Linked DNA regions of Mus musculus: all the other regions are linked to region 6. The links are chromatin loops, found by intact Hi-C in ENCODE. Cell type or tissue: heart. All regions are shown on one strand.

Evidence for each region. A loop is a pair of places that touch in the nucleus more often than their neighbours do. Peaks named below come from ENCODE experiments on the same cell type or tissue, not always from the same donor. Only the 100,000 strongest peaks of a DNase experiment are listed, where the experiment ranks them.
Region 1: a loop joins it to region 6, with 1.9 times the contacts of the local background. A loop is called at or near these places in 5 of 42 quality-filtered maps.
Region 2: it touches region 6 in a loop (4-fold over the local background); 4 of 42 quality-filtered maps call a loop at or near these places.
Region 3: a loop joins it to region 6, with 2.7 times the contacts of the local background. A loop is called at or near these places in 4 of 42 quality-filtered maps.
Region 4: a loop joins it to region 6, with 2.3 times the contacts of the local background. A loop is called at or near these places in 2 of 42 quality-filtered maps.
Region 5: it touches region 6 in a loop (2.5-fold over the local background); 3 of 42 quality-filtered maps call a loop at or near these places.

The regions. Positions count from the first base shown.
Region 1 is chr2:121,288,357-121,293,356 of GRCm38, forward strand. It overlaps Map1a (microtubule-associated protein 1 A), which reads left to right and starts at 1,246. Exons shown (of 7, transcript NM_032393.2): 1 at 1,246-1,516; 2 at 2,364-2,465. The coding sequence starts at 1,279. It also overlaps a transcript of Trp53bp1 not described here. In heart, CTCF peaks have their summits at 1,260 and 2,027; a DNase peak (open chromatin) is centred at 1,195; H3K4me3 peaks cover 1,697 bases; H3K27ac peaks cover 1,184 bases; H3K27me3 peaks cover 2,644 bases.
Region 2 is chr2:121,268,838-121,273,837 of GRCm38, forward strand. Trp53bp1 (transformation related protein 53 binding protein 1) reads right to left here and starts at 2,570. Exons shown (of 28, transcript NM_013735.4): 1 at 2,435-2,570; 2 at 1,687-1,871; 3 at 1,382-1,472; 4 at 1,067-1,151. The coding sequence starts at 2,441. In heart, a CTCF peak has its summit at 2,436; a DNase peak (open chromatin) is centred at 2,604; H3K4me3 peaks cover 2,204 bases; H3K27ac peaks cover 1,624 bases.
Region 3 is chr2:121,186,076-121,191,075 of GRCm38, forward strand. Tubgcp4 (tubulin, gamma complex associated protein 4) reads left to right here. Exons shown (of 18, transcript NM_153387.3): 10 at 2,057-2,107; 11 at 2,450-2,555; 12 at 3,287-3,394; 13 at 3,749-3,890. Among named protein-coding and RNA genes, the nearest start is that of Tubgcp4, 17 kb to the left of the region's middle. In heart, a CTCF peak has its summit at 2,650 (motif pointing right); no DNase peak of the experiment used is centred here.
Region 4 is chr2:121,411,453-121,416,452 of GRCm38, forward strand. Catsper2 (cation channel, sperm associated 2) reads right to left here and starts at 2,340. Exons shown (of 13, transcript NM_153075.3): 1 at 1,964-2,340; 2 at 698-838. The coding sequence starts at 836. It overlaps Pdia3 (protein disulfide isomerase associated 3), which reads left to right and starts at 2,450. Exons shown (of 13, transcript NM_007952.2): 1 at 2,450-2,753. The coding sequence starts at 2,587. In heart, a CTCF peak has its summit at 2,225 (motif pointing right); a DNase peak (open chromatin) is centred at 2,309; H3K4me3 peaks cover 3,503 bases; H3K27ac peaks cover 2,548 bases.
Region 5 is chr2:121,169,213-121,174,212 of GRCm38, forward strand. It overlaps Zscan29 (zinc finger SCAN domains 29), which reads right to left and starts at 1,913. Exons shown (of 5, transcript NM_001290819.1): 1 at 598-1,913; 2 at 1-191. The coding sequence starts at 912. Tubgcp4 (tubulin, gamma complex associated protein 4) reads left to right here and starts at 1,956. Exons shown (of 18, transcript NM_153387.3): 1 at 1,956-2,259; 2 at 4,346-4,474. The coding sequence starts at 2,182. In heart, a CTCF peak has its summit at 1,940; DNase peaks (open chromatin) are centred at 819 and 1,939; H3K4me3 peaks cover 3,400 bases; H3K27ac peaks cover 2,621 bases.
Region 6 is chr2:121,352,420-121,357,419 of GRCm38, forward strand. It overlaps a transcript of Ppip5k1 not described here. Among named protein-coding and RNA genes, the nearest start is that of Ckmt1, 3.7 kb to the right of the region's middle. In heart, a CTCF peak has its summit at 3,052; DNase peaks (open chromatin) are centred at 922 and 2,962; H3K4me3 peaks cover 1,509 bases; H3K27ac peaks cover 913 bases; H3K27me3 peaks cover 980 bases.

The sequences.
Region 1 (5,000 bases), 64 kb before region 6:
CAGCTATTACCTCTTTTCTATCCTTTTAAGGAGTAGGATTTCATGTGTGCACATGTGAGTGCAAGAGGACAACCTGGAGTGGTGTCCCTCAGACACCCTTTTCTTCTTTGTACTATAGATACCAGGGTCTCTCAATGGTATAGCTGGCCTGCGAGCTTCCAGAGATTCATCTGTCTCTCCCTCCTAGTTACCATCTCTGCGATTCCAAGTGCTCACCGCTGTGCCTGGCTTTTTTTTACAGTTCTGAGAACCTGAACACTTGCTTGCCAGGGAAGTACTTTACCAACTGAATCATCTCCGTAGCCTTTCTTCTCTTCTACCATCTCCAAAGTGCAAGGTAAATGGAAGAAAAAGCAAGTATAACTGGAGCCTAAACACAGGCCTTCTCTCTGATGCACACAACAGAATGACTCAGGGTAAGATCAGCTGTAGTGGTGGAGAGTCTTTGAAGAATGGGGAGTTGGGGGTTCAGCAAGAGAAGGGGAGAGGAAGGAAAGGAAGGGATGGAGAGAAGGAGAGGGAAAGACAGAGAATATTAATTCAGTTCTGTACAGTAATTACATGGTCTCCTAAATTTATCCACTGTGTCACATCCCTAGTAGCTGGGAAGTCTTTCCTGGGTTTTACTCAAATACTCTTTGCTGCAGTCTGAGCTCATTGCACTCAGCAAATATGGAGACTAGCCAACCACTATCCTTGGAATAACTACTCTCCAGGGACTCAGGGTAGGAAGGTCATCCTGTCCCCTCCAATACTGCGCAGCCTGATTGACCACGCCCGGAGCTCGGGGCAAGGACGGGGAAACCCAGGTTGGTAACCTAGACCCTGGCATGCAGCGAGGCGGGGGGAAAAATAGAGACAACGATAATTGCCAGATGGAGACCACGATAGAAACCCCGAGACAGCGAAGGGCAAGATGGCTCCCCAAGGTTCGAGAGAAGCTGCGGAACTGCCTCCCACACTGTGCTCAACGCAGACACAGCCTAACTAGATGGATGTTGTTCTCGCGCCTTGGACTCCGCCCTCGGCTGGGTCTCGCAGAACCCTTACCCTGGCTCAAGTCGGAGAGGGGCACTTGGTCAGGAAAACTGCAGGTGGATGACTGCAGCCACCACCCATAGCGGCACAACCACCGCATCCCCGCCCCGCCCCTGCGGCGCTTCAGCCCCGCCCCTAGAAGGCAGTGACCAATGAACGGCTCCTGCCGCCGGCCTTTAAGAACCGCGCGCACTCTCCCCGCAGCGGACGCAGCTAGCCTAACACTCCGCGGGAGTTTCCATGGCGACCGAAGCCGGGACCGCGCGGCCTGGCAGCGTTGCCATGGAGACAACTCCGGAGCTGGGGCTCCAGAGCCTCGGTGCACCGCCAGCTCAGAACCCGGCGGAGCCTCTTTGCGAGGCCGGTGCCGCGGTAGCGGCAGCGCGCTGGGACCTGCGGAAATACTCCTTGCTCATCGTGATCGGCGATATCGGTACAGAGAGTCAGCTGAGGGCCGTGCGGGCCCACCTTGAACAAGGTGAGCCGCTCTCCTGGCTTTTACGCAGTACTCCATCCATGCCTCTCCGCCATCTGCATTCATCTCCCAGTGCACATTTCTGTCTCCTCTATCTCTATGTGCACTTCCCGAAACCTGCGACCCTGTCACCTGCATCTTCCATGAATGTGCCTCTGTCCTCTCGAGCTGCCAACACCTTGCTTGCCCATCCTTTCTGCATACCCCATTCTGTTCCGCAGTGTCCCGGAGCAGGAGCAGGAGAAGCTCCGTGGAGACCCTGGGGTCCCTCTGGTCACACCCCTTTCCCGAAGCCACTGGACCATATATCCGAAAGTCCTCATCAGACCCTGAAAAGTCCATGTCCCTACCTTACAATTTCTTCTTTAGGGGAGGTTTTTGAACGCGAGGTACACATCTCAAATCTCTGAATGCTGGCAGCCAAGTTTAGAGAGTGACCTTCGTGGCTCTGCAGCTCACCTCCCTCAGCCGTGCCTGTGGCGCAGTGCTGCGGAGCCACCTGCGGGTGGAAGCAGGGGATGGAGGCAAGGGAGGGGGCATAGGAGAATCTAGAATCTGATTTAGCAAGAGGGATCATTATGGAAACCTACAGTATATGGAAATAGACCCTTGCGTGTCACTTCTACCGTAACTGTTTTGCCTTGAAAAACAAAAACTCCAAGCTCATTTATTAGTAAGCCCATTCTAAACTCTGCTCTTTGCCCTCTGGAAAGGGGAAAAAGCAGGTACTAGCTATCCTTCTTGGAGGCATCACCTCCCATTTCTTTCCTCTCCCAGGAGCTTGGCAATGCTTTCTGTGGGTGACTTTGACTAGAACCCTCTTATTTTTTTTCCCCCTTTTCTTTTACAGGGATTCTCTCCTGGAATATTGACTTATCATCCTTTGACTTGAACCAACAGTTGAGACTCTTCATTACCCGGCACCTAGCTCACTTCTCCTCAGAGGTCAAAGGTTAGGACTAGGGTTATTTGTCTCAGTCCTTTGGGTCCAGTATCCAGGCCAGAACTGGCCTTATGGGAGGATTGGGTAGGTAAAAAGGGAGGGACTTTTGATGGCTCCACAGCTATTTACACATGCTGTGGATAATGCCCAGTACACACTGCAACCACTCAATATGATGGTAGAGCATAATTTTGTCAGGAAAAACGTTGTTGTACACAGCAGCTGACAAGCACTAAGAAAGTGATCAAACCACTCGCAGGTAAAAGCTTTTCCTCTGTGTTCCCTTTCTGCATACCCCAGCTTTCTTGCTTCTCTTTATAAACATCCCAGAATGCCTCATTCACCTCCCCAGACCCTTATTTCTCACAGCCCACCTTCCAGGATTCTTTTCTGTTTCCTCCTGGCTTAGCCAGCAGATCTTCAGAGCAGAACAGAAGGCTGCCACCTAGGGCTGATCAGATCAGCACCCAGGGAGCCAGGCTGGGACAAAGGTCTCCTCGATTTGTGAGGCTTGATTCTGAGATCAGGTCTGATGGGTGGGAGAACTCGTCTAGAAATGTGCGATAAAAGCTTAATTAGCATTCTACTGCAGGTGTCTACGGAGAGAGTTGGGAAAGTCCTACGTCCCTTGATAAAGGTGTTGGGCATCTGGCCATATTATTGTAAATGTTGACACACCAATCAATATAACTTTCTTTTAAAAAACAACAAACAAAAAAACCAGGATCTCACTCTATAGTCCACATGTAGTCTAGGATGCAATCAAACTTGTTATCCTCCTGCCTCTACCTCCTGAGTACTAGAGTTGTAGGCATGTACCACCGTACCTGCTTCCGTATAGTTTTATAGGATGTGACTTCCATGTACTCAATAGTCATTGCTACCAAATAACAGACTTCACATGTTACTAACTCTCAACAGTCCAGTACAGCAGATAGACTTTCTGCTCCGCCAGTCTGGCCAGTTCCTCATCAATGAGTTCTCATGAGCTGCTGTGGAGAGGCTGGAGAAAGTGAGGTTGACATGGCTAAAGCTCTATTACACTTAGAGTATGTGCAGCAGCTTAAATACCATGACGCTGGCATCTTCCTGATGGGACTGGCTTCCTGGAAAACGAGCCATTTGCTCCTTGGAGATTACCTTCTTTTGACAATGACCCATGTCATGACATCCTCCACTATTCCCTATGACCAAAAGACAGTTTTGCCACTTGACACTCCTAGAAACAAGGCTGAATAAAGGGATGGCTGGGGGTTCAACTGATTACTGAGGATTGAGTGTTATCTAGGGTCCTACTAGGAATTCAAACCAGATTCTCTAACCTTGTCCTTCTGGCCATAGAGACTTTGAGTACTGTAAGAAATGAACAATATCTGAGGCAAAGTCCCTAGCTGTTCTTCCAGTTGAGACTAAGGAAATGCTTGGGAAGAGGTTTGCAGGGTGTCATATTCTCAGAAACAGGCACTGGAATAGAAACACCCACTGATGTCCTCAATCAGTTTTGCTATGGTGTCCTCAAGGGGCTTGAAGCCATCCACTCGAGATGCTAACGTACTTTTAGCATACAGAATTTGTTTTAGGTTTAGACATTGTCATGGTGGCCTCTGTCCCTGAAGAACAGTGGAGAATTTCCTGGGGGCAGGGGGGCACAAAGCTTAAGGCAGCCATAGCTCCACCCCTGCTAGTTTCTCTTTCAGCTGTCTCTGAACACAGCCTGCCCAAAGCAGCTGCAGGCACTGCCTTCTCCTTCCAGCCTCCTTTGAGTGGATAGGTTAGGGTACCCAAGAGTTGGGGTGAACTGAAGGAGATACACTAACGGTCTTATGGTTTGACCTTTCTGGCCTACTTCATAGGGTAGACCACTATGGCCAGAATAATGAAGGAACAAAATATGTCTTACAATGATAGGAAGAGCGTGATTATTTTTAGGCCTACCCCCTCTACATTTACAATCCCACCCCCACACATACAGAAAAGAAGGGGCCCTCAGATAGTCAGTGGCCCAGCTCCTTCTAGTGGTCACGTCTGGTAAAAAAAATAAAATAAAATAAATGTAAAGGGTAGCTTTCATACCAATCAGCAGCAGAGATTTGGGGCCTTCCTTTATAGCTCCCACTCCTCCTCCAGATCTCTGAAGCATCTAAGCATTTTTAACATAGCTTTAGGAAAACTTAGGGTAATTGAAAACTGTACTTAAGGTCTGGGGTGCAGCCCACCTAACATGCAGAAGGCCCTGGATCTACAGTGGGGGTAGGGAATGGTGGACACACACACACACTGACACATCACTACTGAGATTCAATAAAACGGAGGCATTTGCTGTTGAGCTCCTATAGGGAAGGGAGGATTGATGTTCTAAGACTAAGAAGTATGGGCTAGCCTAGTGTGGTGGCATAGGCCCATAATCCATCCCAGCACTTGGGAAGTAGGGGCATAGGATCATCCTTGGCTACATAGCAAGTCCATGGCCAGTCTGGGCTACCCAAGACCCTGGAGAACTGGAAAGAGGTGAGAGAGGTGGAGAGGAGAAGGCTAAGGAATTCC
Region 2 (5,000 bases), 84 kb before region 6:
GTAAGTTGAAGCAGTCGGGTATAGGGACAAGCATCATGACAAACGGCAAGGAATGCCCACGGGAGGCGTCCACCTGTAATTAGGGCAAACTGAAGACAGCAAGGACTAGCAATCCCAAAAGCAAGAAATGCAAGCTACAGGAGAAATAAATTTATTTGTTTATTTATTTACTTGGAGCGGGGAGGTCCCTAGCCCTGGCTGGTCTGGAAGTCTACTTGTACACCAGGATGGTCTTGGATTCACATAGATCTACCCACTCCTGCCCCAGAAGAATTGGAATGAAAGTTGTACAAGACCATATCAGGCTCCCATTTTTAAATCCAAACTCCTTCAAATATATTTTAACATTATGAGCCTCATGAAAGTTATCCAATGGTCAAGATGAGCACACTAGTTTTCAGACTGATTAAAAGTACACATTTCTTCGTGAGGGAAAAACGTATGTGCAAATACAATATAACACACTGCAGACAAAACACTCTAAGGTAAAGCACAGTTGCAGACATGTCAGGCTAACATCCCTCTCTCTTAACCAGAGCCTCAGCCTCCTCCTCAAGGCTACTAAGGCTGTCTGTGTTCTTTGACCAAAGAAGAACCGGGCAGAAGCCTGAGAAACAGAATAGTAAGAAAGAGAAGGAAGGGCTGGCTCTCCCTGAACATAGTAAAGCTTTAATGTCCCTGCCCATCAGTACCCCACTGGGGACAATGTCTTTACTGCACAGCTGCTTAAGGATAGAATTAACTTAAGATTATGTCAGAAGTCAGTAGCAGGCCTAACACAGAGGACACCACCATCCTGATATGCATAAGACACTGTAAAACTTGAAAACTCTTTAGGGTATACATTACAATTTGAAGTTGTAGGAGTTGAACGAAGTGTTACTTCACAAAAGAGATCCCAGCTCTCAGTCCTAAAACAGAACTACCTATAGAATCCCCAAATCCCACTCCCCAATTCACAAAACAAGATTAATATCTTTATCTTTGGGATGAATCAGCAGGTACAGATAAGAGTCGATCGAATAGTAAATTGAAATCAACTCCTTTGACTGAAACAATAGTTTACCTGCTTGTCCTGTTTGGCTGAGGTAACCGTTCAATGACCTGACTGATGGAACCACTGGTACCCAAATGAGAAGACTCCACAGGATCTGAAAAAGACAGAAGGAGGTGGATATTAGCACAGAAGACATTTGCCATCAAATTTTAATACAAATTGAGAAATGGAGGCAACACCAAACTAATCACGGGTATCCAAAGGCTTACTGAACACTAGATAACAAACTAGGCTTCCTTACACATAATCTCAACTGCATGTTTAAATCGTTCTGCCCCCACAGGACCTTAAACACTGCAGAGAGCCAAGCCTTCAACTGCTCACCTGAAGCTTTCTTTTCTTTCAGATGTTCATTGAATGAGCTATTACTGTCTCCTTGTTCTACAGCAGATTGTTCCGGATTTGATACAATATCCTAGAAAACATGAGCACATAAGATCCTCACAGTACACAAAGTAGTACAACAGGGACCTTTCTGTGGGTGAGAACACGTTGATTTCATTTTTCGTTCCCCACCAACTTTATCCAAAAGCTAACAATCAACTAAACACGTTAATTTTCTGGGTTAGTTTGGTGTAGGGGGGTCAGAAAAAAATAATAACTTGAACAGGGCATCATCACTCACTCACCAACACGGGGTTCTCTTTGTGCATCTGCAGATTAGGAAGGTGTCGAGATAGCACGCTGAAGTGAGAGCCTGCATCTTCTTCCAGAACCTGGCTTTCAGGCTGAGAATCTTCTATTATCAGGCAAGGAGTGTCTTGCTGAGAGAAATCTGAATCCAATTGACTTCCAGTAGGGTCCATCTGCTCCCCTGGAATGGAATAACAAAAGATCAGTTCGAAGAGTAACCCTATTGAGCTTTCCACACACAATCTGAGACTAAATAAAGGGGCGGAAGTGTGAGATCGAGAAAGGGACCATTCTAGGGCTACCCAGTAGCCCACATTTGCAATCGCTCTTAGCACTTTCTCAGCCATCTCCCCAGCCCTCATTTCTCCGTTATTTACCACCGCGCCTCTGGATCCTTCGATCTCCCCCTCCCTCCCTCCTTTCTCTTCACCTTCCCTCAGACACGCTTCCTTCCTCACCTCTTCTCCCCGCCCCTTTCCATCCCCCACACAACTCTCCCCGCGTTCTGACGCCACTGAGCCCCGGGAAGACCTCTTCGCAACCCCGGCGGGCGGGAAGCCCACGGCCCTCATGCGGCCTCAGGACCACCGCGGCGGCTGCCTCCCCACCCCCTCCCCGGCCCTCCAACCCCGTCCCCGTCACCGCCGCCATGCTTGCCACCCCGCCCCCTCCAGGCGGCCAGCCCTTCAAGCCCGCCACCCGGGCCTCTGCGGCCCGCTAGCTCGGCTCCGCTCGCAGCACTACCTGGCATCCCGGCGAGAGGTGCCTCGCGCTGGATCTAGAGGTTTCTGCACGCTGCCCAGGCCCCTCCAGGTCGATCCCCAGGTCGCCACTGTCGCCACCGCCGCCACTGGCCGCGAGCTCCCCCTTTTCCCGTCACGTCACGCAATATCGGATCGCCCATTCGCTGCTGTTGTCTGCCACTCAGGAAATCCTATGGATGATAGGTGGCTGAGGTGAAGTGCCCGCCCCCAGCGTAAGAAAAGGAACACGGCGGCGTGTTTCCATGGTAGCATGGACGTCGCAGGCCCTCCCCCTAATACAGCCAGCATGACAGTATCCTTGAACCGAAGGGACATTAAGAGGGCATGAAATAAAAACCCCTGCCTGAAGGACGGGGGTACTCACTACTCACACTTGAGGGCTTCGGCCCCTTCACTGACTTCCGTGGAAAAGGAGAGTCTCCTGGATTTTCAAAGAAAGGGCAAAGAGGAGGAGAATTGAGGAGAGCTAGTACTTCTGAAATGGTGAAATGGAAGAGAAGCCTCTGTGGGGTTTGCCAGTGTCGATCAGGATCCCATTTGTAGACCTCTGCCTGAATTTAAAGGCTTCCGTTTTCCCACTCTATGTCTCTGGCAGTTTTGATTTTGTTGTTTTATATTGTCTTCGTGTTCCCACTCCCTTTCAAGCTTCCCTATTTGTCTCTCTCTGCCCTTTCTTTTAGGGAATTGCAGCAGCCCCAGACGCTTTGCACCTCCCATTGAACGAACTGAGCATTGTAATCCTCAAACTAGAAGCAAAGAGAACAGCTGTCACCCCTACTAACTCAATGACCTAAAGGATCCAGGCCCAGAGATTTAATTATCCTAATCATGGTGTCAGGGTCTTATAAAGGGTGTGGCAGCTGTGACAACTATTAATGAACTGAGCTCAAGATACATATGTGGTTTCACTGTCATTTTAATTTAAAGAGCCGTTGGATCTGGGCTAGAATTCTAACCAAGCAGCTGTCAGGAGGGAAAGCACCTAGCACAGTGCCAAGAATATACATAGAAGGCATTAAAATGGAGGCGGTTTTCTCTACTCCAGACTCAGAATTATTTAGGCACAGCCCATACATGATTCTCAACTTCTATAAATGCCCAGTTTAGCACTTGAAATAAGCCAAGCTTAGAGAGGAGCATCCTACCAGCCAATCTCCTCTCTGCTGCTATAAATTACAGTGATCATATTCTCCTAACCCAAAAATCAAAGCATGTTGTCTTCATACGCATTACTTGTGGGAACAAAAGGATCAGCTTAAACGAAATCGCTCTGAAAATTTTAGGATCTATTGTTATAACTAAAATTCCAATCCTAGAATGTTTTACAAGTAGAGCAAAAATGACCCAAATCACAGAGACACATCTTACCTCTTAATCCTAAAATCATTCATGATTGACTCCTGAGTTTCTCTACTGAGTACTAGACATCAAATCAATGCAATCAAAAAAAAAAAAAAAAAAGACCCCACCTCAAGCCGACCTCAACTATAGCAGAGCACTAAGTGTATCAGTCTGCTTAGCTTGAGAGGAAGGAGACCAACTAGGTCTAAGACTGGGCAGACTGAGCTGACTCCCACAGAGCCCTCTCCTCAGGGCCACCATGACAACTGCAGCTCTCTTCCCCTAGAGAGACATAGACCCAGGTCTTTCTGATTACTTTGATGTTTTAAAAAAATGTGTTTGTCAAAATTCATAAAACTAAGCACTGGAAAGATGCTCAGCAGTTAAGAGAACTGCTTGCTCTTCCAGAGGACCCAGGTTCGATTCCCACCACCCACACAGTGGCTCACAACCTTCTGTAACTGCAAATCCAGGGAATCCCACGTTCTCTTTTGGCCTTGATGGGCACTGCATATACATACAGCAAGCAAAAACTCATACAAACCAAATAAAAATAATTCTTAAAGGAACTTCAATTCATAAAACTAAGAAGGACACATTAAATTAAGATTAAGTAAATGAACCTGAGCCATTCCCACTACTAACTAAATCAAGAGATTTTAAAAATTAAAAATACTGGGAAGAAAAACTGAACTCCTTGTTAGTGTGGTGATTAAGTTAGTCATTGAATTATCCCAGAAGACATGAAAATACAGGAAGCTGGGCTGGAGAGATAGCTCCGGGGTTAAACCAACTGACTGTTCTTCTAGAGGTCCTGAGTTCAATTCCCAGCAACCACATGGTGGCTCACAACCATCTGTAATGAGATCGGACGCCCTCTTCTGGTGTGTCTGGAGAGAGCAGCTGGGTACTTACATACATAAAATAAACAAATCTTTAAAAAACAAAAGAAAAGACAAGCAGGATGGTGACCCTGGGGCTCTAACTGACTTAATCCTAGGTGATTACCTAGGAGAGCGCAGGCTTTGATGCCCCTGCAAAGAAGCATCAGCGCCTCCATTCACAGCTTCATCTCTACTTTCCCCCCTAAAGCCCCTCCCTGAGAAGAAAAATGCACAAGACTCTGTTACCTTGCTTTAAAATTCAACATGCTTCATTGTCAGAAAATGTTTCTCCTGATTAACCCACCTAAATCCTTTCCCCTG
Region 3 (5,000 bases), 170 kb before region 6:
GCTGTAGGCTTCTAGAAGGCAGTGTAATAAACTATTCTCTTCCTAGTTAGCTGGGTTTTTTTCTTAAGTGCTGTCAGGTTTACCAGTTGCCCCTGTGTTAGTGGAGGAGAGCAGTCTTGCCTTGGATCCATTTCTCTTTCATAGTTTTTATATCTGTATGCATTAGTTAAGAAAGACAATTGTCTTATTCTTGGGTAGTTTTTACATAAGCCTTATAAAATGGGTTAGGTAGGTGCTTTTGTTCCTTTTCTTTTTGTTTGTTAAACAGTCTGTGTTTTCTTTGTTTGTAATTGTTACTTAGAGTTTGAACTTCCCTGAAAAGTGATCTAGGCTTCCTTAGGAAGAGAACCTTGACTGGCTGAGTATGTTTTAAAACTAAGTTGCCATAAAGCTTCTTCTTGTAACAGTTTTGATGACTCTGTAGCTTTGCAACTTGACTATTTCAGGTGGACTTAAATTTTTAAAATACTTGCTTATCTATAAATAGGTTTTGTTTTGTTTTGTTTACTTAAGTTTTGTCTTTTAAACATGATTTTGTGGCCTGTCAGTAGTAGCATAGGGCAGGCAGAGGCAAGTGGATCTCTGCATTTGAGGCCAGCTTGGTTTACAGGACAACAGCCAGGGCTACAGAGAAACCCTGTCTAGGAAAAAAAAAAAAAAAAGAATAAATAAATAAATAAATTGTGTGTCTGGGTGTGTAGTGTATGTACTTATGTTACAAGGTAGGTAGGTGTGTGTGTGTTGTGTGAGTGCGTGCGTGCCTGTGGAGATTAGTTTCAGAAATCTTCTGTTTTCACTCTCCTACCTTACTGTTAGGACAGCATCTTTCTGAACCAAGAGCTCACTGTTTGGGCTGGCCTGGCTGGCCAGGGAGCCCCAGCACTCCCTGCCTCCCTGTCTGCCAGCATTGGGTTAGGCACGAGCCACTGCTCAGCTTTCACATAGATGCTGGAGATCTGAACTTGGGTCCTTATGCTTGCTTAGCAAGGTTTTTCATCACTGAGCCATCTTGCCAGCCCCAGTTTTTCTCATTATTTAGTCTTGTTAGGCTTTTATTAAGATTAATAAACTAGTTAGAACCAGCTTTTCCCCCTTAATTTAAAACATACTAACTTACACATTTAGAAAAATTATATATAAATGTAACATCTGGGTACCTGGAGATGCAGAAAAAGCATTGGCTAAAACTCTCCATTAGTTCATGACTTATAAAAAAAGAAAAAGAAAATCTAGGCTTTCTGGTACACACCCCATCAGTGTAGCACTGGGAAAACTATAGCATAGCAGGAAGATGACTGCCAACTCCAGGCCAGCTTTGCATAGGCAGCAATCCCATTTAGCTTTTTGGGGTTTTTTTTTTTTCTTCTGTTTTTTTGTTTTGTTTTTGTTTTTATAAAAAGGACTCGAGAGATGGCTTATCAGTTAAGAGCAGTGGCTTGCTCTCCCAGTGGACCTGGATTTGATTTCCAACACCTACAAAATGGCTCACAACCATCTGGAATTCCAGCTCCAGGGAATCTGGCATCCTTATCTAGCCTCTGAGGGCACGAGCCAGGCATATGATACAAAGATATGCATGCAGGCATAACACCCATACAAGTGTAAAAAAAAAAATCATACAACTTATCTATGCATCTCCAGGTACCCAGATGATTTTTCCTATTAACTTTAATGTTGTGCTTTTTTGAGACAGGGTCTCCTTCTGTAGAGACTCTTCCTGTCCTGGAACTAACTATATAGATTAGGCTGGCCTTGAACTCAACAGAGCTCCTTCTACCTCTGCTTCTGATGCTGAAATTCAAGGCATGAGCTACTCCGCTTGGCTACAGTCATGCTTTCTCAAAAGTGACTGGGGAAAAAAAAATCAAATATGTACTCAACTTTGTAGCCATTTAAAAATGGTATTCACACAGAGTTGTATATGTAGCTATTACCATTAATTTCAGGACATTTTTATCTTGTATAGGTTTTGTTTCTGTCTGCTCATTCCTAGGATTAGCTGAACTTGGGTTCACTGTAATGGATTTTTGTGTTTTTTTTTTTAATCTCATCACAGCACCTCTGGAAGCTAATGGTGGAAGAGTCAGATTTACTGGGTCAGCTGAAGGTAATAACTGACACTCTTTTAAATCCGGAAATGATTCTGGAAAGCAGTCTTATCTACACTGCCACAGTCGATTCATTTGTTCTTACTCAAGTGAGGAAAATATATTTTATGCTACAAATCTTTTCTACTCTAAAGATTCAAGCTTACTTTCTTCTGTTGTGATGTAAATACCATCAAACAGAGTCTTCCTGCTTTGGGAGGCTGCTCTGTATGTCTCTTTAAAATGTCAAGCCTGTATCCTTCAGACTGCTAGTATCAGCCTCTCTGTGTCTAATTCATTTGGGGTGGTCAGGGCCTCCAGGCTCTGATTTACTGAATTGTACACTGAAATTCTTTCCCCAGATCATTAAAGACTTTTACCTGCTGGGACGAGGAGAACTGTTCCAGGCCTTCATTGACACAGCTCAGCACATGTTGAAAACACCACCCACTGCAGTAACAGAGCATGGTAATTTTCCTGTGGCCCTGAGAGTAAAGTTTGCTCAGGTTGCAGGGTGTTTCTTGGCTGGTGTTGTGTGTTGCATGTTTGCCTGCAGAGGCCAGAAGAGGGAGGACTTGAGTCACAAGCAGTTGTTATAGCTAAAGCTTCCTTATGCTTGGGGTATAACTAGGTCTCAGAACAACTAAAGTGAAGGACTTCAGTACTTTCAAGACTTCTCCTTACCCTGACAACTCCCCTAGACATCAGTAGCCATTCCTGGTCTCTAGAAGCAAACTAAAGAAATCTAGTGAAGTGCTTTGTTTTAACTGGTTACAGCCAGATCCACATGGCTATAACTTTAACAGTGAAGAAGTCAAGTTTAGGAGATGCCTCTTTCAGCAAGTGTCTTCCCTTTGGTTAGTTTAATGGCCACCCCTATCCAAGCACAAGAAGAATAATATAATAAAGATCTGAAACAAGACAAAGGAAATGGAAGAGAAAATAAGGGCCTTGATTGTTTAAATCAAGTCTATAAACAAAACAGCCAGAATATAGATTAAAAAAATCAGATATGTTAACCCATTTGACATGCTGTCTCCCCAGGAATTGAGTATTGCCAGCCCCGCTGACACTACAGGGACTGTCCGGAGCAGGAACGACTCTCAGGATTGTTAACAAGGAGGAGGACTTAATGCTGTCAGGCAGAAGCCACAGATGCCCTGACCCTGAACCTGTTGCTTTCCTGTGCTTTCTTACAGATGTGAATGTGGCCTTTCAACAGTCAGCACACAAGGTGTTGCTAGATGACGACAACCTTCTCCCTCTGTTGCACCTGACGATTGAGTATCATGGGAAGGACCACAAAGGTCTGCTATTCTCTGATTGCTTCCTCTCTGCATCTTCTGGTCTTTTTCATCCCTCCTCAGAAGCTGCATAATTTCAGACTGTAGAAATCACCTAGTCTACTATTCCAATTTTGTACAGGTACAAACGTAATTCCAGGAAGGTTGAGATGCTCTGCCCAAGGTTGTTTTTGAGATGCGTCTATATTTTTCTCTAAAACACCTCTCAGGAAAAGCCCTCACAGAAGTTTCCTCCCCTCTACCTTTATTGACTCTCAATGCTGCTTTTCAGTACCACTGGAGTACATTTTGTGTGTGTGGTTCACCTTCTCTCTATGGTTCTAATTAACAAAGTTATTATCGTATTTCTTTACGTAGCAGATGCCACCCAGCCAAGAGAAGTGCCTTCTCGGGAGACATCCCCCCGGGAAGCTCCTTCTTCCGGCTGGGCTGCTCTAGGGCTTTCCTACAAAGTACAGTGGCCACTGCACATTCTCTTCACCCCAGCTGTCTTGGAAAAGTGAGTATTTCTGAGTTTCTCCCAAATAAATATTACTTGTTACATCCAAGGGAAAAGGAAAGTGGAGTGGAGTAGGACTGATAGAAGCCAGCCTGGTGTCCAGCTGGTTTCTACACTAGCATGCTAGAGGTTGCAGACTCGGCCTGTCTTCAGGAACTAGACCGGAGTCTAGTTTGTTTTTTCTTGCTGTGAAAAAGCAACTTGAGAGGAAAGGGCTTATTTGGCGTAAATGTCTGGACAGCAGTCCTTCATTGAGAGCAGTCAGTATAGGAATTCCAGCAGGAGCAGAAACCAGAGGAATGCTTCTTACTGGCTTGCTCCTCGATATAGTATCACCCACAGTGGCTGGGCCCTTCTGCATCAGTCAAGAACATGCTCCACAGATTTGCCCACAGGCAGATCTGATGAAGGCAGTTCACATTAGTGAGGTGACAGCCATGAGACAATATGGAATGATAAGGACTTGAACAAATGGACGTAGAATCCATTAGACTAGGACTGGAGAAATAGCTCATTTCGTAAAGGGAGGACCTGAGTTTGAATTCCCAGAATGCACCTGAAGCTGAGTGTGAGCATGCCTTGCCTGGTAATCCTAGCATTTCTATTATGAGACAGGAAGTAGACAAGAGAGTCCACCAGCCAGCCAGTTTGGCATGCACAGAGGCAAACAGCAAAAAGACACTGTCTCAAACAAGGTGTAAGGGGCAGTCTGGTTTCATATTTACCTGAGTGCCATAGCATATGCCCACTTGCATTCACTTCACACACTTAAAAATGACACTTTTTAAGATTTTTTTATGTGGATGTGCGTCTGCACACATGTATGCGGGTGCCCATGGAGACCAGAACTGGAGCTGCATGCAATGTGAGGCACCCAGTATGGGTGCTAGGAACTGAATTCAGCAAGTGATCTTAACCACTGAGCCATCTCTCTAGCCCGACTTTGTTTGAGAGAAGTCTCTATATACAGCCTTGGCTGTCCTGGAACTCACTCTGTAGACCAGGCTGGCCTCAGACTCCGAGATGTGCCTGCCTCTGCCTCCCAAGCACTGGGATTAAAGGCTTGTACCACAATACCCAGCCCAGATATGTTTCAATTGGCAAATAAGT
Region 4 (5,000 bases), 59 kb after region 6:
GCCTGGTCTACAAAGTGAGTTCCAGGACAGCCAGGGCTACACAGAGAAACCCTGACTCGAAAAAACAAAAACAACATAAAAAAATAGCATTTATTCGTGTGGGGGGGTGGTCAGAGCATAATTGTAGGGGTAGGTTGTATTCTTGTACCATATGGGTTCTGAAGATAGAGCTTAGTTTACAGAGCAAGTGCCTATGTTCACTAAGCTATGTTTTCTCTGGCCTTACTCATATTGTTCTCAACCAAGGATGGCCTTGAATTCCTGGTGTCTCCTCCTCCAGAGTGCTGGGATTCACCCATACCTGGTTTCTTTCTTTCCTTTTTAATTTTTTTCTTTTTCTTTTTTTCTAATAGTTGTGTATGTGTGTGTTGTGTGTACATGTGTAGGCCAGAGGACAACTTTTGGGAATCAGTTCTCTCCTTCCAGGTAGGTTCTGAGAATCAGACTCAGGCTATCATTATTAGCTGCAGGCACCTTTACTCTTGCCGGCTCTAATTTTGTTTGCTTGTTTGTTTCATTTTGTTTTCTGAACCAGGACCTGGCTATGTAACCCAAGCTGGTCTTTATTATTTAAAGCCCAAGTGACCCCGGATTCAGTCATGGACCGTTATTCCTGGCTCCACCCTTAAGTATGTCTCACTTTCTCTTGAGGATATGGACAGGAATATCACGTTTAGTGTGAATGAGGGTTACTAACCAAGTATCTCCCGGAGAGTGTGCCTTGGTACGGCTTGGCTCAAGCCCTGCAAATGCTCTATGAGCGAGAAAGTGTCAATGAGCTTTGAACGGATAGCATCAGCTCTGAGCAGCTGGAAATGTCCTTGTTCTTGTGCCATGTCTGTTAAGAAAGTAGAACCAAGGATGTCATGCTTAAGAATTATACTACAATTAGCAGGCTCTCTCCTCCCCCAGCTTCTTTGCCTTTTAGAGATTCAAGAAGCCCACACAAAAAAAGCTATGAGCAGTTAAGAATAAACACATTGAAAGACTCAAAGGTATTTTGTTGTTGTTCGGTACGGATTTTGTTTTTCATCTAAGCAAAAGACATAAAAGTCATAAGAAGCTAGGCAGTGGTGGTGCACGCCTTTAATCCCAGCACTTGGGAGGCAGAGGCAGGCGGATTTCTGAGTTAGAGGCCAGGCTGGTCTATAAAGTGAGTTCCAGGACAGCCAGGGCTGCACAGAGAAACCCTGTCTCGAAAAGCCAAAAACAACAACAACAACAAAAAAAAAACAAAAACAAAAGTCATAAGAAATATCTTCACAGCTAACTAAATATTCGGGTTATTTTCACTTTCTGACAGCATTTGTAATTAAACACTTCTTTTTGAAAATTAGGCTTAAATGTTAGGCAGGTGGCCCATGGCTTGGATCCCAGCGCTCTGGAGATAGAGGCAGGCAAATCTCAGAGCTCAAAGACAGCCTAGTGAAGGACAGCCAGGGCTACACAGAGAAACTATCTTGAAAAACAAACAAAAATCAGTTTAAAAGGCAGGCAGTGTAGACAGATATTCCAGTCTCAAGAGGATGGTGGATCTCTGTTGAGTTCCACATTTGCCTGGTCTATATAGTGAGTTCCAGGGCAGCCAATCCTCCTTGCCTCAAAAAAAAAAAAAAAAAAAAAAAAAGGTGAAAGCTGAGCCTGTGCCTATTAGTACGTAGTGCACACTATCAGTCTCAGCCACTCGAGAGGCTGAGGCCAGAGGATGGAAAGTTCTAGACCTTCGCGGATTACAGTATGAAGTCAAGGCCAGCCTGGACACCTTGGTGTGAACATGACTCAAAAAGTCAAAAGAGGACTAGGGATGTAATCCAGTGTTGGATCACTTGCCCAGCAATGTGCAAGGTTCTGGGCTCAATCCTCAGCTACCCACCCTCTCAAACAAACCAACAAACAACAATGGGGGGGGGGGGAGCAGCAGGCAGGGAGGGCAGAGGCCTAAGGCTGGACAAAGAATACAGACCTCACGTGGACCTGACAAAGCAGGATACGAGGTAGGGCAGCGGCAGGATGTAGACTTACTACGCCCTATAATTGGACAAAGCAACAGCCTGACATTTGGAAAACGTGTCGCGGTGCGCTCAAGTGCGTGCGCGCCCCAATGCCCCGGAGGGAGGGAGCCGGACAGACAGCTCAAGCTCCCCTCCAGCCCTTTCGCGGGCCTCACTTCCGCCCACTCAGCCCTGACTTCACCCCTCCGCCTTCCGCGCCGGCGCCCAGAGCTTCACTCCTCCCCAGCGGGTGGCGCTCAGGGCCGCTCCGGCTTCGCTGAGCCCCCTACTTCCCACCGACCCCCCGTCCAGGCCTCCGCCACAGCCAGACCGGCGGGCGTTCGCCTAAGCGTCCGCCCCGCCTCGCCCCGCGCGCCCGCCAATCGGCAGTTACCAGCTGTTCCGCCCGCCCGACGCTGCGTGACGCAGCCAATCGGCGGCTGCCACACTGCGGGCCCCGAGCAGGCCTAGGGGGTTGGGACCTCGGCAGCGGGTCTGCCCGGGCCAGACGCGCGAGCGCAGGCAAGCGGCTGCAGATTGCGGGCTCTCCCATCTCATTTCTCCGGTCCCGGCCCTCCGACCGCGACCCGCCGCCATGCGCTTCAGCTGCCTAGCTCTGCTCCCGGGCGTGGCGCTGCTGCTCGCCTCGGCCCGTCTCGCCGCCGCCTCCGATGTGTTGGAACTGACGGACGAAAACTTCGAGAGTCGCGTCTCCGACACGGGCTCGGCGGGGCTCATGCTAGTCGAGTTCTTCGCCCCCTGGTGAGGCCACTTTGCGGGATCAGGGCCGGAGGACCGGCTGGGCGCGGGAGCGGTTGGGCCTACGCAGCGCGGGCGCCCTCCACTATCTAGCAGGCCTGGCTGCGGCTGCCTCATTGCCAGTCGGTGGGGAACCGGGAGGCGCTCCGCCCGGGGTGGGGGGTGGGGTGAGGACGAGGTAGGGTGGGGACGGGGGCAGATCCGGAAAGCAGAAAGCCTAAACTCCAGGGTAGGGCCACGTCCTTACCTCCGCGTTCTTGCAGCACTTCCTATGTGGAGGGTTCTCCCATCCCCTCCCCCTCCGGTCTATCTTTCAGTATCTAGGTGAGTCAGTGTATGTGTCCCCAGGTCTGCAGACAAGGCTGGCATCCCAAAGCCTTCAGAGAGGAGGCAGAGGTCCTCTTTTAAGTGGTGAGGTTCTGGGGTTTTTTTTTTTTCTCTTTTTGTCTCCACCCCATTAGAGCCATTGGTTTCTAACCAAGGTCACTCTGTAGCTGCAGAAAGATCCTAAGTGCTTTCTTGAGACAGGCCATTAGTTGGTTCATGGCATGGCTTACACTATTTTACATTAAGCTGCAGAGGCCTCTTATTAAAAGAGTAAACCAACAAGAATTATTTCACTAGGACCTATCATAATTTCAGTATTAAATAATTCTAGAAAATGATAACATTCTGGATAAGAAAGTTACCACTGCTTAACCTAAGAAAAGGGTAAGTTCTATCGAGTGGGTGTGACCCCAAATAAAAACTTTGCTTGGGAAGGGAGAGCAAATAGGATTTCTAGTTTTGTCACTTAGAGTAGTGGATAGGATAATTTACCAATTATTTATTACAAGGGCATACAGTTTAGAGGATGTCAATATTTTTTCCCTCCTAGCACAATGACCCTTAATTCAAACCTGTTCAAAAGTATCAGTAAGACAGAGTGTGATAGTTACACTGTAACTTACCTTTGCTTCTGACCCAGTGGGATTGTTAACATCTCTAGCTTCTCTGACTTAGATGGTCACACTCAAAAGTCCTGTAGTGAAGACTGCCTAAAGAGGCAGGAAGCAAATTGTGTTTCAGTTCAGGCTTCTGTGGTTGACAGTCACATTGATTACACATTATAGATAGCATCTATATGTCTCTAGAATTCGTGTTCTCTCCGAATTTATCATAGTTACATAATGGTGCTGTTAACTGAGGGGGTGTCGCTTGGGTCTGGCTTCTTTGTCTGAAGGAGGTCATACAATTGAAGAATTGTGGGCTCTTACACAATTAGAGTTTTTAGTCAAGGCTTTGGAATATGGTTCAGTGCTTGCCTAGCATGTCCAATCCCCATTGAAACACACACACATGAGAACATATATATTCTTAAGAAACAAGTCTCTGTACACTCTAGGCTGACCTCTTCTTACTCTAGCCTCTTTTTTTTTTCTTTTTCTTTTGAGATAGGGTCTCCTATTGCCTAGTTAGCCTTCATTTCATGATCCTTTTATTCTGAATGCCCCAGGCACCTGACTTCAGACTTGTCTTTCTACTAAAAATTGTTGTGCCTGCTTTCCACAAGACTACATATCCCATCGTACATTGAGCGATTTAAGAGTTGCGTGGATTTCTGCTGTGGTGTCTGCTTTTAGTTGGCTGAGAAGATAAAGTCATCTTCCACATTGCCAGTAGGAAAGATTGGTTTTCTGAGGAGGCAGTTTAAAGTGAAGGAAGTCTCCTGTTAGTAATTTCATTATTTCTACATACTCATCTATTTTAACAGTTGTAAAAATTTTTTTAAATTTGTTAGTTTGCTTGTTTTTCTGAGACAAAGTCTTAAGTAGCTCAGGTTGGGCTCGAATTCCTTACCCTTGAGTCTCCCCAAATGCTGAGCGTATAGCCACCACACCAAGCTCTGGAGATTGATTAATTGATTGACTGATTTACTCTTTTCCCTTGCATATAACAGCAGTACCATCCCCTGTTAGCAAATAGAAATTTTTTTTTAAGGATGTGCAACCACTACCCAGTTTTTTTTTTAAGGTTTATTTATATCTAAGTACACTGTAGCTGTCTTCAGACACACCAGAAGAGAGTGCCAGATCTCATTACGGATGGTTGTGAGCCACCATGTGGTTGCTGGATTTGAACTCAGGACCTTCAGTAGAGCAGTCAGTGCTCTTAACCACTGAGCCATCTCTCCAGCGCGCAAATAGAAATTTTTGAGATAGGGTTTTATTGTATAGCTCTGGCTGACCTGGACCTGATCCACCCGCCTCT
Region 5 (5,000 bases), 180 kb before region 6:
GGTCTGAGATTCTCCTTTGGGTTCATCTGCTCCTGTAGTCTCAGGGCTGGCCTTCTTGCCCTCTCTTTCTTGGATACACCCTTGGGCTGGGGTTCCACTGACTCCTGCAGAACACTTAATAACTCCTGTGATGATTTCAGGGGTGTCATCTTCTCCGAGTGCATTTCCTGCCCCTTCACAGAGACTGTGACCTAGAAATAACCCCCCGTTAATTGACATGGTCATAACAAGGGGCATTCCCAGGGGGAGACCATCCTCTGAGGCCAGGCCAGAGTGGAGGGTGGGGAGTAGGACAGACAAGTGTTTATTCCGTTATCATCAGCTTAGAGTGGTTGAAACTGCAGAAAGATCAAACAGAAACCCAAATAGCAGCTGGAAAAGAAACTTCCCCCATTTTTTCTCTTAAGAAACTGAAGTGAAAGACTTACTGTAACAGAGTAGGCATCTCCAAGCAAGCCCTACCTGAAAAAGTAACCCTTCCAGATCAGAAGTATCAAAATCACCAAACCTCTTTACATCCGACTGATCTTAAACTGCCCCTCCATCCTTGTCTCTCCCCAGCCACACACTTCTGACTGTATTCCCCCTCCTCCTCACCGAATGTCCAGGTCTTCCAGACTCTCTTTCTAAATCTTCCACCAGTGTCACCGCCTCCTCTCCATTTTCTGGACATTGCTTCTGTACCCAGTTCTGGATCTCCACAGGTAGCACAGTCAGGAATTGCTCTAGCACCAACAATTCTACAATCTGCTCCTTGGTCCGCACCTCCGGCCTTAGCCACCGACAGCAAAGTTCCCATAGTTGGCTGAAAGCCTCCCGGGGCCCAGCCACCTCCTGGTAATGGAATCTTCTGAAGCGCTGTCGTAAGCTTTCAGAGCTTGTGCCATTTCCTCTCCGAGTGGGTTTGGCCATCTTTCACAGCAGAAAGCCGTTTCTCTCCTCACTGTCTGGGTTCTAGGACTTATTACACTATCTTTGCATGCCCTTGGAGAAACACCTGCAGATGAGTCTCTCTGTAAAAAGGAGTTTTATCCTAGAGTAGAGAGAAATGGCGCTATCTGAGGAGAGTATCTTTACATGTTTAAAACCTTGTCAGAGCCGGCCTGACTTTCAATATGCTCGAAGTGGCCTTCTGAGGCAGTACCTTTTCAGGACAGCAAATCAATAGGCAAGGTGAAAATGACCTTTTAAAAACTGCATTTCTAGGTGACGTTTAGAGTATCCCCAGGAAGTTGCAGAGAAAAGAAAAATCTGTCCGCTTCGCTCCCACCTCAGGTAAATCATTAGCGCCCCAGATCAAATCGGTCAAAACGTTTGGCGAACGACAACAAAAAGCCTCTGTCCAGCGAGCGCCGGCTATTCTCCCCTAGAACCACCGCCGTCCTTCCAGAAGCTCCTGGTGTCTGCCCCGCCCCTTGAACACCAAACTACAAATTTCCACCCCGAACCAAAGTCAAGTGCCGAACACTGGGTCTCTTGCTCGCGCCTCCCGAACGAAGTAAGAACTCGGCAAGAGTTCCGGGGCGACAGATGGGGAAGGTCGCGCACCGGGGGAGCCGACTTGGGCTTCTAAATTGAGGTGGACTAGGGGAGAGTTACAGGAGTTGGTGAAGCGAGGAAGCTCGAGGGGCGGCAGTGGTGGGTCTCCTGAGAACGAGGCCGATGCGGGCCGGTGCTGCGAGTCCGTGGGCTTCGAGCACAGCTCCACAGCGGCGGCTGCCAAGTTCCAGCTTTGTTTTCTTCCCTCCGGCCGGGTCACTCTGGGAGACGTCGGCAGTCGGTCAAAATGCCACAGACCCTGCCAAGGCGTCCTGAGGACTCCCGCCGGCCCACCCCAGGCCGCGTCTCTCTCAACCAGCTTCTCAACTCACTCTCATCCCTTCCCCTCCTGGGCTAGCCTCAGTCCCGCTCTCAAGCCGGAAGTCCGAGCGGGCTTCTCCTGGAGCCCAGGACGCATGCGCGACGGCACCGGCGCCTCCTCGCGGCTCCGCGGCGGGAGCGAGGCGGTGGGCGCCTGGGCCGCGCGCACTTCCGGGATGCGGCGCGCGGCTCTGTGGCATCTCCTCTCCCGGTGGACTGCGGGGATTCAGGGCAAGAGATTCCGCTGGGTGTGAGGGGTCGCCCGGAGAGGCGCTGAAAAGAGGAGGTGGTAGATCTAGGGACTCCCGAGCCGCCCTAGAAATGATTCACGAACTGCTCTTGGCCCTGAGTGGGTACCCAGGGTCCATTTTCACCTGGAACAAGCGGAGTGGCCTGCAGGTATGCAGGGGGTCAGAGACGAGTCGCTTGCCGCGCGGCGGGTGCAGCTGAGCCGCAGCGAAGGGGCGGGACCCGGGGAACTCCAACCGACCGGCGCCCGCGAGCGGGGAGAAACCGAGGGCCAACCCTACGGAGCTCCGGCTATGGGGGCCCTGCGGTCCCGCGACTCCTGCTAGAGAACCACTAGGAGTGGATAGAACCACACTTCTTTTCACTGCATATGAATTTGTTGTTAAACTGAATCCCTAAATGTGTAGCTGGAATTAGATGATAGTTATTTGAGGGAAAAGGGGGAGGGATAGGGAACTCTTGCATTGATTCAAATTGAATTTTGAAAGTAGTGGAAATGTATACAAAGCGCTCAAGACACAATACTCAGTAAATTGTGTTGGATGAAAAAAATGAATTTGTAAACATATGGTGTTTCCCTCCTTTCTTCGAAAATTTCTGTACCAGGTGAAGAACTTGAGAGGGGGTTTTTCCTGTAATTAGAAGAGTATAACAGGAATGTACCCGTTAGTTGTTTTCTCTTCCTCTCCCCCTCTGTTCCTTTATCTCCCCCAACCCCCGTGAGAAGCCCAGATATAGCGTGATACTCAATATTTTGCCGAAACTAAATTGGCAACACTGAGTTTAATAGCCAGGCGTAGTGTTTGTGCCTGTAATCCCAGCCTTTGGGAAGTTGAAGCAGGATTATTGGTGTGATTCAAGTCCAGCCTGGGCTTCACTGTGGAACCTTCTCTCAAAAAAGAAAGCAAGAAAAGAAGGGAACAGAGGGCAGAGAAAGGCAAAGAAAAGAATGACAACTACAAATGTGTCTAAGTGTGTTGTGTAAAATGGTATCAGTGACTTCAAGGTGGAGTTGACTTTTTCACAGTAATTAAGCCTAAACTAGAATTTTTTTTTTTAAAACTAGAGTATGTGTCTATGTTGTATGAGTGTGGGCATATATGTCACAGAGTGTATGAAGAGGTCAACTTTATGGAGTCACTTCTCTCTTCCCACATTTGTGTAGGTTTCAGGGATTTAACTCAGGTCTTCAGGTTTGTGTAGCAAATGCCTGACTCTCTGAGCCATTTCACTGATCTTAAACCTAGAACTTTTCTAAAACTCTGTCAACAAGAAGTGTTCAAATTTGATAACTGTACCCAAGGAGCTAAAGGGATCTGCAACCCTATAGGTAGAACAACATTATGAACTAACCAGTACCCCGGAGCTCTTGACTCTTAGCTTCATATGTATCAAAAGATGGCCTAATCGGCCATCACTGGAAAGAGAGGCCCATTGGACTTGCAAATTTTATATGCCCCAGTACAGGGGAATGCCAGGGCCAAAAAGTGGGAGTGGGGGGGTAGGGGGGTTGGGGGGGTATGGGGGGCTTTTGGGATAGCATTGGAAATGTAAATGAGGAAAATACCTAATAAAAATATTTTTAAAAAGTCACAAAAAAATTGATAACTGTAGAAGTGTCATCAGTAATAAAAGACACACATACATATATATTGAATCTGTAACTGTGATTAACACCTGTCATTCATATTATCTGTTATCACAGTTATCTCCACTTTTTACTTCTGAAAACTAAGACATTGAGAGGTGCCATGATGTAACTTGCCTAAGCTTTCAAGCAAAACATAATTTGAAGATATAAGCCAAGGGAGTCTCTGTCCCTGTCTGTTTCTGTCTGTCCTCTCTCCTCTCCTCTCCCCTGATCCCCTCTGTGTAGGTCAGAGGACAACTTGCAAGAATTTCCTACTATGTGAGTCCCAGAACATCTTTCCAGCTCCTATTGTGTGAATTCTTTCTCTAGGGTACCTATTTTAAGAACAAGCAATTACATCTGGATGAGGAACACGACCTTGTAATTGTGTAACAATACCTTGTTAACCAGAATTACCAACCCAGTAACAAGGAAAATTAAAACCATGTAAAACCATGGGCACCTTACGGAAAGGAAATAGAAAAGAGAATAGAAAGCATTTTAAGCTGCAAAGAACCTTGATTGGTGACTAGCAGGCATTAGCTTCCTTTATGACTGGTGACTAGCAGGCATTAGCTTCCTTTATGACTATCCCTCTTCTTTCAGGTTTCCCAGGATTTTCCATTTCTTCACCCCAGTGAGACTAGTGTCCTGAATCGACTCTGCCGGCTTGGCACAGACTACATTCGATTCACTGAGTTCATTGAACAGTATACAGGCCATGTGCAGCAACAGGTGAGATCCTGTTATCTGGATATGGGCTTCTACAGGGCAGGAGTGCTATCAGGCAGTGAATTCACTGGTAAAGCAAGTTAGAAATTTCTGGAATACTCCTGAGTTTATGAATCACTGGAAATGCTCAAGGGAAGGCAAGATCTCTGACTTTTCTTGGGTAACAACAAAAACTCTACTCATGTTCTTACACAGATTTTATGTAATGAGAATTCCTACTTCTCAACTTCTAAAAGAAAGTCCTTTCTTTTGATTTTTTGTTTTTGTTTGTTTGTTTTAAAATGAGCAACAGTAACAACATTTTGTGTTAATGAGTGATGAATGAAGACTCATTCAGGTTTTCTGTAATGCCATAAGAGCAGAATAACATTGGCTGGTTGTAAACCCGTCTGGTCTCATGTCCATCCTATGAACATTTCTCTTTAGGAACTTCAGGATCCTTCTGGTTTTTTTTTTTTTTTTTTTTTTTTTTTGTAACCTCTTCTGGCTGACTACATTGTGTTTTCTAACCTCTGAACACAAGGTTCTG
Region 6 (5,000 bases):
TCTTAATCACTAAGCCATTTTCCAGCCCCCAGTTAGTAGTAGTTTAAAAGTACACTAAATTCAAGCATGGTAACATATACCTTTAATCTCTGAACTTGGGAGGCAAAAAGCAAGGAGATCTCTGTGAGTTCAGAGCTATCCTGGTCTACATTGTGAGTTCCAGGCCAGCCAAAACTACACAGTGAGAGCTGTGTGAAAAACAAAACAAAATAGAAATAGGGGCTGAAGCAATAGCTCAGTGGTTAAGAGCATTGACTGCTCTTCCAGAGGTCCTGAGTTCAATTCCTAACAATCACATGGTGGCTCACAACTATCTATAGTGGGATAAGATGCCCTCTTCTGGTGTCTGAAAATAGTGTCAATGTACTCCTATAAATAAAATAAATAAATACATTATTTTTTCAAAATGGACTGAAAAGATAGCTAATTTGTAACCGTGGCTACCTTTGAAGAAAAGAGAACAGCAGTAAGACTTTCTCATGACACCTATACAACTTGGCCTATAAATAAACGTCTATTTTCAAAGCTCAAAAAATGACCTGAAGCAAAGACACACAAGGCTAATATTTGCTAGTTATAGATTGTAACAGTATGAGCAACTATTATTATTTTCCAAAAATAAAAGGAGTCACTCAGCAGACATTTTCCATGTTCCACAGCAGTTCTCAGAAACACTGACAACTCTAACGAAGCCAAGAACTCCTTGATTAAATTAACTTGCTACAGAGTTATAAAGCCTTCAATAATTTCTGTGTTTTAATTTAAAGTTCTTCCATGATGATAGGGTTGCAGCTTTGATTAGAAAACTGTAAATGACCTTCATGTAGACTTCAGTCTTCTCGGTCCTCATCATCTGATGCCTATTGCTCAACCACCACAAGCCCAGCACATTCCTCTACGCAGCTCCAGCTTCTCCAGTTATGCACTGCAGCCTGCACACACGCACTCCTCCTGACTGACGGACCATTTCTCTGGTGCAGCCTGCACACACGCGCTCCTCCTGACTGACGGACCATTTCTCTGAATTCCCTTTCAGTGACCTAACCGTGGCATTCCCAAAGATATCTCACAACTTCCTCACTTAGAATTTCACCACACTCTTTGTCTTTTTCTAGAGCAGGAGTCCTCCTCTTGTCTAAGATTCCTCACCCCGTTGCCCTCTGAGTCTTCCCTGCTTTGTTGTTTTGTTTTTGGTTTTAAACAATATCCAGCCATATTCTTGGAATTCTATTACAACTCTGTAATGGGAAATAACCGGATGGAGAAGTCTGTTCTCAAACATAGACTGAAGGAAGACGAAGGTCCAAATTCCAAGTTAACAAAGCAAAAATAGAAGCCTGACAGGAATAGCTATGACAGGGCCAGGGCTTACGTGGATGCACTTCTGGGACAAGCTAGGGTTTTAATGTGATGTTCCCAAAACCACTTTTCTGCTTTCTGTGTTCTTTCCCCTTTATCGTCTCCTCAAACTTTGTTGCATAAGAATTCTACACTGGGCTAAAGGGCAGTCTTACTGTGGAAGGAAAAGAGGGAAGGGCTTGGGGGGGGGCAAGGAGGCAATGTAGGGAACATGGATACTACATCAGACCTAAAGAAGGGTATCCAGCAAGGTTGAACTGTGACTGCTTTAGCTCTTAGGATTGAGAACACTCACATAGTTCTCTACTTTTCTGGAATCACCTTGCATTTGAGAGAGGCTCCAACAATGGTAAATAAAACTATTTACTTCTCACAGCACTACCAATATTAGACTTTCCCACCTTCAAAAGTGAACCCCCAAGCCTGTGCGCCTCTTTTTTACTGGTTATTTTGAGGCAAGGTCTCACTCCGTAGCTCAGACTTGACCTCAAACTCAGTCTCTCAAGTGTTGGGATTACAGGCATGAACCGTTCTGCCTGCTTCCACTTCCTTCCTAGGGCAAGTTTTTATGTTTCCGACATATTCCTTATTCTGACACGAGTTTGCTGCTTCTTCTCACTATCAGCTCACTCATCCTACCCTCTCTCCCCGCCTGTGATAATGGCTCTTCACTGACTCCACTAGCCTTACTCCCCAACCTGACTGCTGCACCCCAATCACTAATTAATGCAATGAATCCAGCCGATTTTCCCACTCAGTGACTCCCAGAAGTAAACAACACTTCAAACCTGCACATGAGTCATCACCCTTGTTAACACTTTTTTTAAAAGACAGAATCTATGTAGCTCAAGATAGCCTTGAACTCAGAATCCTCTTGCTTCAGCCTCCAAGGTACACTTGGTAGCATCTTTCCGTTAATGATAAACACTTAATGATCCCCTATAGCGCCCGAGGGCCGTTCCTTCCTCACACTAGCCTTCCAGGAGGTTCACCTCCTCTCCACCGTAACCCCAGCATTCAGCAAACCCTCTCCCCGGCCAGCCAGTTCCTTCCCTCACCTCCCCTACATCCAGCCCCGCTGGACCTTCCTTCCCACGGCTTCTAGCGCACGACCCTCTACCTCGGCCCCCTCCCCTACAACCCAGTCCCTCTCCTCCTCCCAGAGTCCCCAGCTCTGCCCCTGCAAGCCTTCCATCTTCCCAGGTTCTCCTTATTACTCCCTTGGACCCCTCCACACCCGTCTGCTCTCCCACTGACCCCCTCGGCCGTCCTCTCTCTCTCGGCGCCGGGTCACGAATCCCGCCCTCCCATCCAGACTGCACTCGCTTCTGCCCGCCCCCGCCGTCCCCGCCTCGCTCTCCCTACGCTGACATTGAGGCCTCCCGGCTGCGCCACTCCGAAGCTGTCCCCACCCGGGACTACCCACGGCCCCGAGCGCAGGCCGAGCCCCTCGCCGAGCCCACCCTTCCCGATACCGCCCCCAGCCCCAGCCACTCCCCCACCGCCCCCGGCCCGCACTCACCCGCCTCCCTCCGCTCGCGCAGCCGAACCTGCCGGCAGCGACACCTGACAGCGGCCCAATCAAAGCGCGACTTCTTTGCGGTCCCGCCAATCCGCAGAGGGCGCGCACCGGCAACAGTCAGGCTGCGTTGGCCGGAGCCTCAGAATGGAGGAGGGTGGCTCCTAGTGGCCGCACGGGGGAATGCAACCTGATGCTGCTCTGCCTCTTGATTTCCTACTGCGTTGCCTGCCAGTCCACAACCTTGGTCTCTAGAAAGACTAACCAGCGAGACCAATGGAATGGAGACACGGGGAGAAGAGGCAAAGTTTGTGACGTTGCACCTCCTCCAGGCGGGGGGGGAAACCGAGTCTTTTTTTCCTGTAAAGCAAAACAAAGTGTGATTAAAGATAGACATAAGCTGAAAATATAGACATAGCTGAGAATCGCTAGGGATGCTGGAGACAAACGCATAAACAAACAGAGAAGCAGATAGAAGTTAAGGGGAGGAATAAAGAAACTAATTTGTAAAAGATACAAGAAAACGGTGGGCAAGGAAAACTGAGAAAACTGGATTCTGTCTCCACATCCTGCTTCTTCTCTGTTCTCTAGCCTTGGAATCTGAAACGCTGGGTTTGAATCCTCCTCTTATCTTTAAAACCTCGTAGCCTTGGGAAAGTCACTTGACTTCCCAGAGGCTCCACTCTGCTTATTTGTAAGGGTGGAACTAAATACTTAATATACATACACAGTGCTGCTGCTTGTGACAAAGTGCTTGAGAAAATTTAAGGGGAAAGAGATTTATTTTGGTCCAGGGTTTCAGGAGTTTTGCTCCTTAGCTCCATTGCTTGGGCCACGAGGAGAGGCAGAACATAAATGGTGGCTGGGTAAAAGCCACTTGCTTGTTGGCTGACAGCAAGCAAAGAGGGAGGAATGGGCAAAGGGCAGATGTATTGTCCAAGGCATGCTCAAAGGGACCCACTTTCTCCAACTAAGCCTCACATCCTCCCTTTCAGCATGTCCCAATAATCTTATCACATTATGAATTCATCAAGGGATAAATCCATTAATTAGAGTAGAGCCCTTTTGAGCTTTTTGCAATAGCTGGTAATTAACCAAACCCCAATACATGAGCCAGTAAAGAACATTTCTTATCGAAAAAGAATTGATGATACTGATGATATGAAAGCATTATTTACGCATATGTTACTGTTGACCTTGAATCTTCATTTAGGAGTTTGAGTGCCCCCATTTGTTCTCTATAATTTTGGGAACCTAGGAATTGTCCTAGTTAGATGCCTCATCTTACTGAAACCTCTGCCCCAGGCTTCCTGAATTGATAGAGATAGATTCTAAGAGCAGAATCTACAAAGAATCAGTGATAGTTAGGGCTCAGACTCATTCCTCTTCTACCACTCCAACCCTGGGAGCGAGTAATTACCGCAGCTCCCAGCTGTAAACAGCCTCCAGCGACCCCACTGGCATACTGAGCCTCACAAAGAATTTAAAAAGTGCACAAATCGATGAGCCCTCTTGGAAGAGCTATTGTTTCCCATAGGAAGGCATTTTCCAAATTTGAATGACTTCTCTGTACCCTGGCTGCCTTTACTTCTTCTGTTAGCCTCTCTTCCCACACCCCACCTCCTGAACACCTTCTCAGCCAAATAATAGCCCAATTGCTCTCGAAGACTATCTCCTCCTTTTATCTGGGTAAATATACACCATCCCAAGTAATTATATTCACTTACTCATACCTACTCCTTAACCTGGATAATGAACACCCACAGCACAGGTAACATTTTTTTTCCCTCTCCAAAAATAAGGAAGTTCCACCAGTAGATCTCTATTCTTGGAAAATGTGTTATTTTACCAAGAGAAGAGGCTTAAGTAATGGAGCCAAAAGTGAAATGGATTCTTTCTAAGGATACTCACCAATGAGAAAGGTCAGAAAGGAGACATATGGGGTGGGGACTTGAGGGAAATAAAGGAATGTATATTAGTTGGGCCAGTGGGGATTATGAAGGGTAATTCTTTTTCCCAAGTACTTTCTTACAACTTCCAAATATCTTACTGTCTTCTGGAACATCAGGAAGCTGAAGGTAGACATATTAATGGCAATATGTCTGCTTTGCTTTGGCTGGCC